Regions from separate parts of the Homo sapiens genome. Here region 2 is linked to region 1. The links are chromatin loops, found by intact Hi-C in ENCODE. Cell type or tissue: IMR-90. All regions are shown on one strand. Links, peaks and the distances in the headings refer to the core of each region. The heading gives the core; the rest is flanking DNA.

The links. A loop is a pair of places that touch in the nucleus more often than their neighbours do. Peaks named below come from ENCODE experiments on the same cell type or tissue, not always from the same donor. Only the 100,000 strongest peaks of a DNase experiment are listed, where the experiment ranks them.
Region 2: a loop joins it to region 1, with 2.3 times the contacts of the local background. A loop is called at or near these places in 17 of 110 quality-filtered maps.

What each region holds. Positions count from the first base shown.
Region 1 is chr18:2,802,500-2,810,812 of GRCh38, forward strand. It overlaps SMCHD1 (structural maintenance of chromosomes flexible hinge domain containing 1), which reads left to right. Exons shown (of 48, transcript NM_015295.3): 48 at 29-2,518. The coding sequence ends at 53. Among named protein-coding and RNA genes, the nearest start is that of EMILIN2, 40 kb to the right of the region's middle. In IMR-90, for the core only: no CTCF peak of the experiment used is centred there; a DNase peak (open chromatin) is centred at 3,962; H3K27ac peaks cover 821 bases.
Region 2 is chr18:2,898,809-2,906,214 of GRCh38, forward strand. The region is part of intron 4 of EMILIN2 (elastin microfibril interfacer 2); the gene reads left to right. Among named protein-coding and RNA genes, the nearest start is that of EMILIN2, 56 kb to the left of the region's middle. In IMR-90, for the core only: no CTCF peak of the experiment used is centred there; a DNase peak (open chromatin) is centred at 4,373; H3K27me3 peaks cover 952 bases.

The sequences.
Region 1 (8,313 bases), core at 1,448-6,447:
AACTTTTTTTTCTTTCCCCTTTGACCAGGATTATAACCAAAACAGATGTATGAGAGGTGACAGAGAGAAGAGGCCATTGGTCTCAGTAAGAATGCCCTGCTTTCTGCATCTCTGTTTCAGAAGACCAAGAGGGTGACTTACCAGACTGAGTATTTCTGGGGACAATACAAGTACCTGGGCATGAATTTCCATTTCGATTCAGATGGGACTGGAAACAACCATTCAATTTTATGAATCTTACTGGACATTATGGATTTACTGGAATTATTCCAGACATTATGCCCTTTGGTTGTCACTACCTTGCAAATGTGTAAGAGGAAAATGTGCTAATGTGGCAGTGACTGTAAAACTGGCACATGGCATTTATTAATCCTGAAGAAAAGTACATGTACTATTTTTCAGTATAAATATAATGAACATGTCAGAACTATTTCTTGAAAACCTTTTTATTACTTTTGCGTGAATTTATTTAACAAAGATGTTTTGTCTTTTGTGTAAGGGAGGTTCTAGAGGCTAGATGTTTAATTGTAAATATGTGAGGAAACTCAATGCAGAATTCAGGATAAAAATTTTAAAAGCACAGGTATTTGGGAATTGAAATGTTAAGATACCCAGAACAACATTAAATCAATGAGTGAACTTGTGACAGTGGTAGCATTTCAAATTTCAAAAGACTTATCCTGTGTGTGTGTGTGTGTGTATATATATATATATATATAAATATATATATATAAAATATTCAGCAGCACCAAGTTTTATAACTATTGTTTGTTTGACTTTATTAATACTAGAATATGTAGTCTCAGCCTTAATTTTACATTTACATTATTTTGTAATTTTTTATTACTATTTTTAAGGGGTTAAAGAGAACATACATTCTCACATTAGTGTACTTTCTGGTAGAAAGTTGCTGCAAAAACATTTGAAATGTATATTAACCTAATGTATGTCATATATATGTCTTTGTGTAAGTTCAAGACTATTGATCTGTGAAGTTATTTTGTAAGGACATACATTTGGTAAGTAAGTTTGTGTCCCAGGAAATGTATGTGTTTTTAAACCCTTTCTAAATATGCAGGCCATTAATAAATAAGATTGTTTCTTCCCTACTGAATAGATAAGTGTTTTTCTTTTTTAAAATTGGAAGCTTCATAAAAGTTATCTTGTTAAAAAACGATGATGATGTTAACCTATCTATCTTTATAATTGGAAATTATTTAAACTGTTTGTTGTTACAGAAGAAACAAAATGGTAATTACAGAATTAGCTGTGGGGAAGATTGGCTCCCATGGTACTACAGGTTGAGTATCCCTTATTCAAAATGGTTGGGACCTGAAGTGTTTTGGATTTTGGTTTTTTGTGGGGTTTTTAAATTATTATTTTGGAATATTTGCATTATATTTACCAATTTAGCATCCCTAATCCAAAAATCTTTCATTAGAAATTGGAAATGCTTCAATGAGCATTTCCCTTATGTGTCATATCTGCGCTCAAATGTTTTGAATTTTGGAACATTTCTTGTTTCTGACTTTTAGATTAGGGATACTCACCCCGTACCAATATTTGGAGTCCTTAGACATTAGATTATATGAAAATGATTGATTGATAGGTAAGAAAGGTTAAAGAGAAATGACTTTTTAGGAACTAGACTTGAACGTATAATTAATATGTGGAACTAGTTTGCTTTTATAATTCATTGTATCAAGAAGGAGTCATGTTTTAAATCCAAGGCATTGAGACTATCTAGAAGCAAAAAAGTTGGTTTTAAAAATTCTTTTTATTAGAAGTGTGTTTAAAAACATGTCTTTTTTTCCCTTGAGCGACAGTGGCCTCACTACATTGCCCAGGCTAGTCTTGAACTCCTGGGTTCAAGCAGTCTTCCTGCCTTGGCCTCCTAAGTAGCAGGGATTACAGGCATGCACCCACATGCCAATTTTTATTGCTTAAAATGGCGAGTTCTATGGATATTATCTAGCCCCAAGCCCATATCTGTACACTTTTGTTCATTTTATAATACCAGAAAGAATGTTCTATCAGTAAAAGAAGGTTTTTAAGTATGAATCTCCATTTTTGTGGAGTTTTTCTACCCTGTAAAAATTAACTTTGTGGTTCCCAGTAATTACAGTAAGGAGTTTTTCTATATTTTCACAGTTGGATTTATCTAAGGATATTTCTCAGCATATTAAGGAATCCTTTTCTACATTTGAGCAAATACTGAGGTTCATGTTGTACCAAATAATAATAAATTGCTTTTGTGTTTAATATGTAACACGTAAGAACAATTGAAATTTTCTTCTAAGATTTAATACTAGTCTTTTAGTATAAAGGAATGTAACTGGAGAAAAAAATTAATGCTACAGCCATTTATCCTGTGTTATGTGTTATATAATCTGAAATTTGTCACAATGTTACAATCAGGAAGTTTTTTTTCTGGTTTCTTCTTCCAAAGGAAAATAATAGCCTACTTGTATTTTGAAGTAACTGAAATAAAACTCTCTCCAAGCCTTTTTGCACATTACGTTCATCAGTTTTCATGTGTACATTTGGCCAGGCCTATGGTAAAAATAGGCTCAATTTACTTAACATTTTTATAGGGTTTTTGGTATAAGATTCTTTACAGAGACTAAAATTTGTTGCATATATAACATTCAGATTATTTTAAGTGAAATTGGCTCCTATTGTTAAATATTAGTGCTAAGGAAAGTTCAGTCTTCTAAACTGTCTATACTTTGGCTCTGTGACTTGATTACTTTATAGTCATTATGAAATTGATGGGGTTAATTCCATTGTATTTTTAGTATAGAATTTTCAAATAATACATTTTAGTAAAAAAATTGAATGTTTAATTTTCATACTGTGAAACTGGTGAAAAATATTAAAAACAACCATTTAAAACTTCTGGAAATGGTCCTGAGGACAAATGGCAATGAAGAAACATCTATTCAAGAACATTTACAAAAATTCAGTAAGGAAGATGAGAATCTGTGGTAGTTTGAACCAAGACTGACTACTCACTTCCACCTCCAAGCTCAGCAAGCAGACTAACGCAGCCAAAAACGCTGGGTTCCTTATCCCACCATCTCCCAGCCAGAAATTTTTTTCCCGAAAGGAGCGAGACTGTAGTGATTCTTGTCCTGCCTTCAACTGCCTTTTGCTAGCACTAAGTCCTGGGTCAGTGTGGCCAGGTGAGAGCCGTCTTCTCCCCACCAGGCCACAAAACCTTGAACACATGTGCTGAGATTGCTGGGGCCTTGATAACTCTCTGGCTCGTGAAGTAGGATTCTACCCCAGGAAAAGCAAGCCAAGAGGATCTCAGGCTACTGCCCCCTTCCATTGCACTCAGCTTCTAGAGCTAGAATGCCAACTCAAGCTTGCCATTGTCCCCACCTCTAGCTCCAGATCCCTGGCTCAGAGATTTTTGCCTGCAAATGAGGTAGGATGAAAACAAAACAGGTAGCTCTTAATCTCTTTCCAAAGGAACTGACTTTTAAAAAAAGAGCATGAGAAGTTTAAACTAGAGAGCTCGAGACACACAGCAAAAGAAGTGCAACATAGAGTAATTTATTGTAAAGGAGAAAGAATATTTTGAAAGTTAAGTGCAGGATAGACAGTACACCCTGAGAGAAAGGATTCAGGGCAGGCTGCTTTTAAGGGTGAGACTGCAAAGACTACACTAGTGTAAACAATAGAACAGTAAGCCAGCAATTAGTGGAGTTGAACAACAGGGTATATGGTCAAGAGGAAAAAGTGCGCGAGAGTACGCAGGATTTCTGGGGCATACCAAAAGCTGTGCCTCCCTGAGGAAGAACTTGAGAAACAACGCTGTTGGGATTAGGGAAGGATAGACTTCACTAAAATAATCCATCCAGGCACTAAGCTTAAGCAAATAATAATAACCAAACCAGAGGGAGGTGAACTAGTAGAGTAACTACAGTATGTTATTTAAAATGTCCAGTTTCCAACAAAAATGTATGAGGCATGCAAAGAAACAGTGTGACTCATACACTGGAAATAAAGCAGGCAGCAAAAACTGCCTGTGAGAGTGATCAGATGTCAGATTTAACCAAAAATTAAAGTACCCATTATAAATAAATATATTCACAGAACTAAACAAAAGATTAAAGAAGTAAACATTATGACAGTGTCTCATCAAATAAAGAATATCTCCTAAGCAAACTAACAGGAACAGAAAACCAAATACCGCATGTTCTCACTTATAAGGGGGTGTTCAACATTGAGCACACATGGACATAAACATGGGAACAATAGACACTGTGGACTGCTGGGGTGAGGAGGTGGGAGTGGGTTGAAAAACTACCTATTGGGTACTGTGCTCGCTACCTGGGTGCAATATACCCATGTAACAAACCCACACATGTGTACCCCGTATATCTAAAATAAAAGTTGAAATTATGTGTGTGTGTATATATAATTGAGATATATATATATAGAGAGAGAGAGAAATGTTTAAAGAACCATGTGGCAATTCTGGAGTTAGAAAGTGCAATAACTGAAATTTTAAAATTCACCAGGGGGCTTAACAGTAGGTTTGAACTGGCAGAAGAGAGAATAGGTGAATTTGAAGACAGATTGTAGAGATTATGTAAAAACAGAGAGAAAAGGCAATGAAGAAAATAGAGCCTCAGAGAAATGTGGAACACCATTAAGTGCAGCAATGTGCACTTAATGACACAGAAGGTAGGAAAAATATTCAAATACATAATGGCTGAAAACTATTAGAATACAATAATCTATACATCCAGGAAGCTGAACAAATTTCAAGCAGGATGACCACAAAGAGACCAACAGATAGACACATCAAATTCTGAAAGTCAAAGACAAGGAAAAAATCTTGAAAGCAGCAGGAATAAAAGTATAATACACATCTCTTACAAAGACAGCCCCAATAAGATTAACAGCTTCTCAGCAAAAACAATAGAGACCATATGGCAGTGGGTTATCATTTCAAAGTGCTCTAAGGAAAAACAACTATCAATAATTCCATCCCCAGCAAAGCTATTGTCGAAATGAAGGAAAAATACTTTCCTAGATAAACACAATTCATTGCAAGATAAACAATTCATTGCAACTCCAAAGTTGCAAGCAGGCCCACGTCAGAAGAAACACTAAAGGAAATTCTTCAGGTTGAAAATGAAATGACCAGGCTGGGCACGGTGGCTCACGCCTGTAATCCCAGCACTTTGGGAGGTCGAGGCAGGTGGATCACGAGGTCAGGAGTTCAAGACCAGCCTAACCAACATGGTGAAACTCTGTCTGTACTAAAGATACAAAAAATTAGCTGGGCGTGGTGGCGGGCACCTGTAATCCCACCTACTTGGGAGGCTGAGGCAGGAGAATTGCTTGAACCCAGGAGGCAGAGGTTGCAGTGAGCCGAGATCGCACCATTGCACTCTAGCCTGGGTGACAGGGCAAGACTCTGTCTCAGGAAAAAAACAAAAACAAAAAAAACAGAAACAAACAAAAAAAAAAACAAAATGACCTGAAATGGTCATTTAAATCCACACAAAGGGCACCAGAAAAGGTAGTTATGTAATTGACACTATTAATGCATATTTGTTCTTTTTTTCTTAGTTGATTTGAAATGCAGTTGTATAAAATAATATGTATAAAATATATTGTTGGGCCTATAATATATAAAATGTAATCTGTGCATAATATTTTTGCCAATAACATCACTCAAGTGGGTGGGAGCAAAGCTATAATAGGCTATGTATATGAAGACATGGTTAAGTAAAATGTATTGCTGGGTTTGTAGCATTAATTTGTGTGTATATAACATACCACAAAAAGAGGCAAAAGTAAAGAAAGCTATATAAAAGAAACATTTCTATATATTATTGGAATGAAGCTAGTGTAGTAGTCCATTTTCACACTGCTGATAAAGACATACCCAAGACTGGGCAATTTACAGAAGAAAGGTTTAATTGGACTTACAGTTCCACATGGCTGGGGATGCCTCACAATCATGGCAGAAGACAAGGAGGAGCAAGTCCCATCTTACACCGATGGCAGCAGGCAAAGAGAGAATGAGGAAGACACAAGAGTGAAAACCCCTGATAAAACCATCAGATCTCATGAGACTTATTCACTACCACGAGAACAGTATGGGGGAAACTATGCCCATGATTCAATTATCTCCCACCAGGTCCCTCCCACAACATGTGGGAATTATGGGAGTACAATTCAAGATGAGATATGGGTGGGGTCACAAAGTCAAACCATATCATTCCACCCCTGGCTCCTGCCAAGTCTCATGTCCTCACATTTCAAAACCAATTATGCCTTCCCAACAGTCCCCCAAAGTCGTAATTCATTTAAGCATTAACTCAAAGTCCACAGTCCAAAGTCTCATCTGAGACAAGTCAAGTCCCTTCCACCTATGAGCCTGTAAAATCAAAAGCAAGCTAGTTATTTCCTAAATACAATGGGGATACAGACATTGGGTAAATACAACCATTCCAAATGGGAAAAAAAAGCTAAAACAAAAGGGCTGGCTGGGCATGGTGGCTCACGCATGTAATCCCAGCACTTTGGGAGGCTGAGATGGGCAGATCATGAGGTCAGGAGTTCAAGACCAGCCTGGCCAATATGGTGAAACCCCATCTCTACTAAAAAATACAAAAATTAGCCGGGCATGGTGGCGTGCACCTGTAGTCCCAGCTATTTGGGAGGCTGAGGCAGGAGAATCACTTGAACCCAGGAGGCAGAGGTTGTAGTGAGCCAAGATCATGCCACTGCACTCCAGCCTGGTCAACAGAGTGAGACTCCATCTCAAAAAAAAAAAAAAAAGTGGGGGTGGGGGTAGGGGCTTATAGGGTGCATGCAAGTCTGAAATCCAGCAAGGCAGTCAAATCTTAAAGCTCCAAAATGATCTTCTTTGACTCCATGTCTCACATGCAGGTCACACTGATACAAAAGGTGGGTTCCCATGGTCTTGGGTAGCTCTGCCCTTGTGGCTTTGCAGGGTACAGCCTCCCTCCCAGCTGCTTTCACAGGCTGACATTGACTATCTGTAGCTTTTCCAGGAGCATGGTACAAGCTGTCAGTGGATCTACCATTCTGGGGTCTGAAGGATGCTAGCCCTCTTCTCACAGGTCCACTAGGCAGGGCCCCAGTAGGGACTCTGTGCAGGGGCTCCAACCCCACATTTCCATTCTGCACTGCCCTAGCAGAGGTTCTGCATGAGAGCCCTGCCCCTGCAGCAAACTTTTGCCTGGGTATCCAGGCGTTTCCGTACATCTGAAATCTAGGCAGAGGTTCCCAAACCTCCATTCTTGACTTCTGTGCATGCACAAGTGCAACACCATGTAGAAATTGCCAAGGCTTGGGGCTTGTACCATCTGAAGCCACAGCCCGAGCTCTATGTTGTTTCCATTCAGCCATGGCTGGAGTGACTGGGACACAGGGCACCAAGTCCCTAGGCTGCACACAGCTTGGGGACCCTTGGCCCGGCCCATGAAACCACTTTTTCCTCCTAGGCCTCCGGGCCTGTTATGGGATGGGCTGCCATGAAGACTTCTGACATGCCCTGGAGACATTTTCCCCATTGTCTTGGAGATTAACATTGGGATCCTCATTACTTATGCAAATTTCTAGAGCCAGCTTGAATTTCTCCTCAGAAAATGGAATTTTCTTTTCTATCGCATTGTCAGGCTGCAAGTTTTTCAAACTTTTATGCTGTTTACCTTTTAAAACTGAATGCTTTTAACAGCATCAAAGTCACCTCTTGAATGCTTTGCTGCTTAGAAATTTCTTCTGCCAGATACCCTACATCATCTCTCTCAAGTTCAAAATTCCACAAATCTCTAGGGCAGGGGCAAAATGCTGCCAGTCTCTTTGCTAAAACATAACAAGAGTCATCTTTGCTCCAGTTCCCAATAAGTTCATCTCCATCTGAGACCATCTCAGCCTGGACCTAATTGTCCATACTGCTATCAGCATTTTGGGCAAAGCCATTCAACAAGTTTCTAGGAAGTTCCAAACTTTTCCACATTTTCCTGTGTCTTCTTCTGAGCCCTCCAAACTGTTCCAACCTCTGCCTGTTTGGAACCCAGTTCCAAAGTCACTTCCACATCTTCGGGTATCTTTTCAGCAATGCCCCACTTCCAGTATCAATTTACCATATTAGTCTGTTTTCACACTGCTGATAAAGACATACCTGAGACTGGGCAATTTACAAAAGAAAGAGGTTTAATTGGACTTACAGTTCCATATGGCTGGGGAAGCCTCACAATCATAGCAGAAGGCAAGGAGGAGCAAGTCTCGTCTTACACAGATGGCAGCAGGCAAAGA
Region 2 (7,406 bases), core at 1,522-6,521, 96 kb after region 1:
CAGCTGAGTTTGGGGAGAGTTTAGGCCCAAGGTAGCATGATGGACTTAGAGTTTTATAAACATATAAAGGCTCAATAAATTGCTTATATTCAGGCCATAGGGAACTCCTGACAACTCGCCCCCTTTATCCTGTAGGCACCAGGTTTCTACGATGCCCTTTGGTTCGTGTAAACCGCAGCTGCTCTACTGCATCTTAGCCTTGAACTTAGAGCTGCAGTGTTCGGAGAATGGAGCTTTCCCAGAGCTGCATGCATAAATGCCTCTGGGATCTTTAAAAAAAACAAAAACAAAAAACTCCTCGGCTCACTCAGGAGATCGCTGCTCAGCAGCAGGGATGAGGTGAGGGCCAGGAATTTGTAATTAAATTTATAACTAAAAAAAACCGCTAGCTCTAGTCCTGGAAATTGAAGGCTACCCCAGAGGCAGAGGGATCTACCCACCCCAGGTAAGCTGTGCCCAAAAAGAAAGAGGAGGTGGGGGGGAGGGAGGACACAGAATGAACCACTGACTGACACTGCGCCACCAATAGAAGTCAGCTTTGTGTGAGCCCACTTACGGACTCGATTCTGTTCCAGTTTTTGAGGTCTCTCCTGGTGGCTTACTCATTTAGCTTTATAGTGAGTCTTAAAATCAAGCAGTATAGATCCTCCTATGCGCTTCCATATAAATTTTAGAAACAGCTTGTGAATTTCTTTCTTGCTATTTTATTTTTTTTCAGCGGAGTCTTGCTCTGTCACCCAGGCTGGAGTGCAGTGGCACAATCTCGGCTCACTGCAACCTCTGCCTCCTGGGTTCAAGCAATTCTCCTGCCTCAGCCACCCGAATAGCTGGGATTACAGGCGCCCACCACCACGACCCACTAATTTTGTATTTTTAGTAGAGACAGGGTTTCACCATGTTGGCCAGGCTGGTTTCAAACTCCTGACCTCAGGTGATCCATCCACCTCAGCCTCCCAAAGTGCTGGGATTACAGGCGTGAGCCACCGCGCGCGGCCCAGCTTGTGAATTTCTAAAAAAAATTTAAAAATTCCAAGAGCTGCTGATGCTCAGCTGAGTGAGTGCCTTCTCTGTCGGGGTTCTGTGATAGCAAATTACTTTCCAGCTCAAATGTATTGCCACAGATTTTAGCACACATGACTAAAGCTGTATTTATATTTCAACATCCACGAGTTTGTACTTTGCAGAAATTTAGACGCATTTTCTATATTTAGCCCTATCCCACGAGTTTCACCATTCTTATGTCTGGATTCTTATTATTTTGGTGTCAATATGGTCCCTTCTGCCTTAACAACCAACACAGTGCTCCCTCTTATAAGCTTGAGGGTTTTTTTTTTCATTCAAACCAAATTCAAAAACAGCATTCATTCATTCATTTATTTATTTACTCATTTATTTTTGAGACAGGGTCTTGCTCTGTTGCCCAGGCTGGAGTACAGTGGTGTGATTATATCTCACTACAGCCTTGAACTCCTGGGCTCATGCTATCCTCCTGCGTCAGCCTCCTGAATAGCCAGAACTACAAGCACACATTACCATGCCCAGCTACTTTTTAAAATTTTTTGTCGAGACAGAGTCTGGCTATGTTGAAAGGCTGGTCTTGAACTCTTGGCCTCAAGCAATCCTCCCACTGCAGCCTCCTAATGTACTGGGATTGCAGGCATGAGCCACAGTGCCCAGCTCAAAAGCAGTGTTGAGATGGACATCGACTTGGAGTAGAACTATTCCAGGGAATGCATGTTTGCCTTCTCAGCCCCAGGGATACTTTTACATGCCTACTTGTGAGCCACCTTGGTGGCCTGCCCTCCTGTCCCGCAGGGGAGACCAACTGTTTCTTCGAAAAAGCCCCTTTATCTAAGCTCACCCCGGGCCCATTTAGCACCACAAGCGACAGTTTCTCTGAATTTTCTGATGAGTCCAGCATTTCTCATGCTTCAGTCCGTGATGGTATGGGGTTATTTCCCAGGAACTAGAGCTTTGCCACTCAGCAGAGCAGTCAACTGTGAAAGCATCTTCCATCCATCCGCCTAGCATTCTGTATGTCAGCACTTTGATGCTTTTTTTAAAAAAAAGTCTGAAGTCTTGATCAGCATCTTTAAAATACTTCTCCAGTTTCAGCATTTGGTCAGCAGGTATACCTTCTGGATGGCAGGGAGATCAGATTTCACCTTCACTGGACTTCTGATGAATTACACTTAACATTTGCACAGTGTTTTACAAATAGCGGGGCATTAAAAGGGCACACCCACATCCATTGCTTGGTCTGATTGGCATCAATTTCTGCCTGGATGACAGGAGGGCACTGCAGGTTGAGCCCGTTGCATGGACAAGGTTTCAGTGGCTTTCCCACAGCCGAGTCTCAACCACAGGCTCTAACAGCTAAGGCCAGGCTTTCTCCAACAGCCTCTTCTCTGTGACAAGACACCCCTTAGTTGCCAAGAACAGGGCCAACCCTTTCCCCAGGTCTCCTCCTGCAGCCCAGCTGCTCAGGGCTCTTGCAGAAAGCAGGGCTTCCTGGAGACAGCAGGCAACCCCTGACTCCTGTAATGAGCGAGGGTGTTAGTTCAGGGGGAAGACACTCGTTTTTAGCACATCAGCCCCATGAATTATTGGGGATTTTCTTAGGAAAGTCTTTGTTTTAATAAAAGTTGAAATTGATGTTTGGTTTTGAAATTGACTTTTAATAGGAGCTTTCGAGGAGAGGGAATGGCCTTTAATCCCTACACGTCAGGTTCACCCATGGTGAGGCTGTGACCCTACCCGACCCGTGCGGAGTGTCAGGCAGGCCTGGTGCAGTGTGGCTGGTCTGTCCCTATCATTCCTCAGGAGTTAAAACACATGAGGAGCAACCTTGGCTCTTATGAAGAATTCATTTCAAATGGTCTGTTCTTGAATTAGAAACACATGTTCAGTTCAGAAAGCAGTCGGCTGCTGGAGAGGTCTCTTTCCAGAATGAGCAGAGTGCTATCCAGCCTTTGTTAGGACTTGGTCATAAATGTGTGCGTTCGGCACCCCACGTGATGCTGTGGACTAAGCCAGAGCTAGGAGAGGCCAGGGCTGGGGGCACCCATCCCAGTGAGACGTCGCTTTTTCATGACTGTCTCTGCTATGATGTGGCGGGCTGCTTTGGAGCCTTCAGCCATCCACGGCACTCATGCACGGACTCCCCAAGGAGATCCACTGAGGATATCTGGCTCAAGGAATATCTTAGTTCATTCTTTTTCCTCTGCCTTCCACTAGTGTAACAAGTCTGGGTGTTGAGGGTGTAATGGATATATTAAAATGGATTATAGTAAAAGACAGAATGATCACTGTCCTATAGGTATCAGAACTGCCTTGTTAGGACCCCAGAATGGCAATTATTTTTGGCAAAATTAGGGTTCCCAACTTAATGGCTGGCAGGAATTAGGGTGCATGGCCCATAGCGCCTGTCATAGATAGGTTGAGCCTTCTTTTATTCACCCAATACTTAAATTGTTCAATGTCAGTTACCAGGCCTTGTGCTAGGCCCTGGGGATGGCAGAGAATTAAGATGCTCAAGTACTCATCAGTCAGCCAGAGAGGAAAGGTCTGAACCACAGAAAGAGCCCCCAGAGGTTCATGTTGTTTCCTGGTGCAGAGGCAGGACTGTTCAAGCCTGCTGGGCCAATCCAAGAAGGCTTCATGGAAGAGGTGGTTTTGAACTGCGACTTCAGGAGTGGGTGCCGTTTGTCTCAGTGAGGGTGCTGGAAGAGGCCATTTCAGGGGTGCACATGGTAAAGGCACGAAGCCAGGGAAGTCACATGAGAGCTGGGTACCAGTGAGCATACTGATGGCAGCCAAAGGAGGCGGGGGACTCAGAACGTCAGGCCGGAGAGAGTCAGTTTGATTTTTACGAGAAGTGGAGAACAATGGAAGATTTTTGAGCAAAAAATAATATGATTAGAATGCTTTCTAAGAGCATTCTGGAAAAGGTGTGAATGAAGGATCCAAGCAATATTTCCAAATTAGAATCAGCTGGGCTTAGCAACAAATTTGTGTGTGAAGGAGCAGGAGGGGGAGACCAAAGGAGAAGGAAGAGTGAAACAGGACTCTGTGCCTGGATGAGGGAGAACAAGGGCGGATTTCAGAGGAAAAGGGTGATTTGACGGGTTGGTGAGGACAGGGGAGAAAATAAGGGCCAGTTTGGGTGGCCTGTGCTTTGCCATTTTAAGATGCTTTGCTGACTAACTTATCGAGGGTTGAAGGACAGAGGAAAATTCTGTTTTCCCCTGAGTTTTAGATAGAGAGACATACGCTTGGGCTAAAAGGAAGAAACTAGTGGGGAGGAAGGAAAGAGAGGTTGAGAAGAGAGAGGAGTGATGTCAGATGGAGCTGATCCAAGAAGAGGAGGGAGGGTGGGGCTGGGGCTCAGGCAGAGGCGTGTGCCCTGGGAGGCAGGCCAGCTTCTGAGCCAGGGAGACGGTGTCCAGAGAGGAGGAAAGAAAAGAAAGATGAGGAGTCAACTCAAGTGTGCTTGGATTAGAGGGGAAAGGGCAGAAACAGGCCGTCAGTGTCTTCTACAATTATATTTTATAAAAATAAGTAAAATAACACTAAGAAGCTCATAATGAAAACCAGCTCCCCTGTTCCCTTCCCCATCCTTCTTCCCACGCCCCAGAGGCAGCCACATGTAAATCTTCCAGCTGTTTCTTTTCTTTGGTACTTACCTCCGTATTTCTAAATTGATTTATCAGCTTTAGACATTGTATATTGACCCCCCCTTCCTCCCAATTCCCAACAGAGTTATCCTACAGTCAATATGCAACATCTATGCTATGCTGAGCTCAATAGCTCTCTAAGGTTGTGTTGCTTTCCTTTTTACTTTTCTCTTAATTGGTAGTAGTGTTGCTTATATCCTATGTATCTATTTTGGAGTCTTCCTACCCTTCAACAGCCTCTTAATACAATTTTCTACATCATAAAAAGTATCAGATCATTTGTCAGTTCCATTTTTTTTAAAAATTGACCTCCCTCCTGGAATTCTTGCTCTTTCTGATCTAACCTGGACTGGTTATTTTCTAGACTTTTGCAATAAGGCTTTCAATCTGAGCCTGCCTTCACTACTATCCTAGAAAAGTCTTTAGCCTCTCTCCCCTTTCTTTTACTCTCTGTTGCTTTTTCATGGTTTACTCCCTTGTTTCAGTAGTGCACATTTCCCAATACCTTTTTAAGAAAGGGTGCGTGAGAGATGGCATTTTATAATTTTTTAAATATTGCCTGTCTAAAAATATCTTTATTCTACTCTTGTAATTGATGGGTATTTTTGCTGGGTACAGATTTCAAGGTTGACAATTACATTCTAGCATTGTTTGATGACATTGTTCCCTTCTCTTCTAGTTTCCAATACTGTTGAGAAGCCTGGTGATGCCTTCCTGATTTGCAGTCACTTTTTATATTTTTTCCCTTGAAAGTTTGTAATATCTCCTTTTTATCTTCAGTGTTCTGAATGTGGCTTGGTTTATTCCTCTTATTCAGTAATTGTGCTGGCATCTTTCATTTTCTTCAGTTCTGGGAAGTTGTGTGTTTATTTGATAATTCTCTCCTTACCATCCCATTACCCCTACATACCAGTTTTTCTGATTTCTTTTTTTCTGGAAGGACTTCCTAGGTTGACCCTTTAATTTTCTTATGATTTCCTTCCTATTGATCATCATTTCGTCATCATGTTCTACCTTCTGAAAGATTTCCTTGATTTTTATCTACCAACCCTTTCATGGAAATCTCTGGTTTTGGCAAGTGCCTTTTTAATCAGCAAAGGCTCACCCTTATTCTCTGACTATCCCTTTTGTATAGCAATCAATTCTTGCATCTTGGATGCAGTATCTTCTACTTCTCTGAGGGTAGGATGTGTTTATTTTCTTGCACTGTGTCTGTCTCTTTAGAGTTCCTTTTCTTTAGTTGGTGTGGCTTGCTTTGGTCCCTGTCGTTCACACAGGCGGCTTTCCTCATATGTCAGGTGATTTTGACTTTGGTTCACATTTAATGGGGAGACACTAGATAGAGTTTCACGACTGTGGGCATCATAGGGTCAATTTGAAGAATCCTCCTATATCCAGCTAGAGGTATAAGCAAGTGGCTGGGAGCTTAGCAGAGGATGGGGACTGTGAGCCTCCTTATTCAGGGAGCAGACTTTCGCTTAGTGTTTTTAGACTGGTATCTTACTCCTATCTTCCACTGTAGCTGGTATCTGCATGTTTTTCAATCCCTCTGCCTCAGTTTCTCTGTCTAACCCAGCCTTTCTCAACCAGGGTTCTAAAGAGATGTAAATCCTGATGCCATTCTATTGTATGGCGTGAACTAACTTCTCTGTATCTAGAATGGAATTAGCTCTGTATCATCCTCAGGGAAAACTGAGAGAGTAATCACTCAAATTGTTTTCTCTTGGGCTTCTCTCATGGAACATTGGTCAGGAAAGGCTGTTGGAGAAACTGCCTCTCTCAGGGTGTTCTGGCAACCTGCCTCTGTGGGTGGGGCGGGGGGGGGGCATGTATTTGATCTGCCATATTTATCTTAGTTTTATTTTTTTAATTTTTAGTTGTTATGTGTACAGAGTAGATATATATATATATGGGGTACATGAGGTATTTTGATACAGGCATGCAGTGTATAATAATCGGGGTAATAGGGTATCTATTACCCAAAGCATGTGCCATTTCTTTACAGACATTCCAATTCTACTCTTTTATTTAAAAATGTGCAAAAGATAATTGCTGACTGCAGTCACCCTGTTGTGCTATCAGATACTAGATCTTATTAACTCTGTCTAACTATATTTTTGAACCCATCAACCACCTCCACTGCCCTTCTCCCCAGCTTAGTGAGGCTGGAGTGCAGCGGGCGATCTCGGCTCCCTGCAACCTCCACCTCCTGGGTTCAAGTGATTCTCCTGCCTCAGCCTCCCGAGTAGCTGGGATTACAGGTGCGCTCCACTACCCCGGGCTAATTTTTGTTTTTTTGTTTTTTTTTTTTGGATATTTGGAAGAGATGAGGTTTCGCCATCTTGGTCAGGCTGGTCTCGAATTTGGGGGCTCAAGTGATCCGGCCGCGTCGGCCTCCCAAAGTGCTGGGATTACGGGCGTGAGCCACCGCGCCCGGCCCGCTTAGGGAGTTTTAAAACAAAACTAGACGGCAGGTCGGGAGGCAGCCGCCGATTTTTGTCGGGTCCTAAACAAAAATCAAATGTGTTGCGCTTTGGAACTCTGGGCATCGTGGGCACCAGGCTGACGGGGGCGGCGGGGATGGCGTTTCTTGGCGAGCGGGTCCCTCAGCCAGGCCCGGGTATTGTCAGGCGTCCCGTGGACGGTCGGGAGGGGCTTCCTGGAGGGCTCGTTCCGGGAACGAGTTCAAAGGAGGAAAGGGCGGCAGCTTCCGGCGCCTTCCCCAGAGGG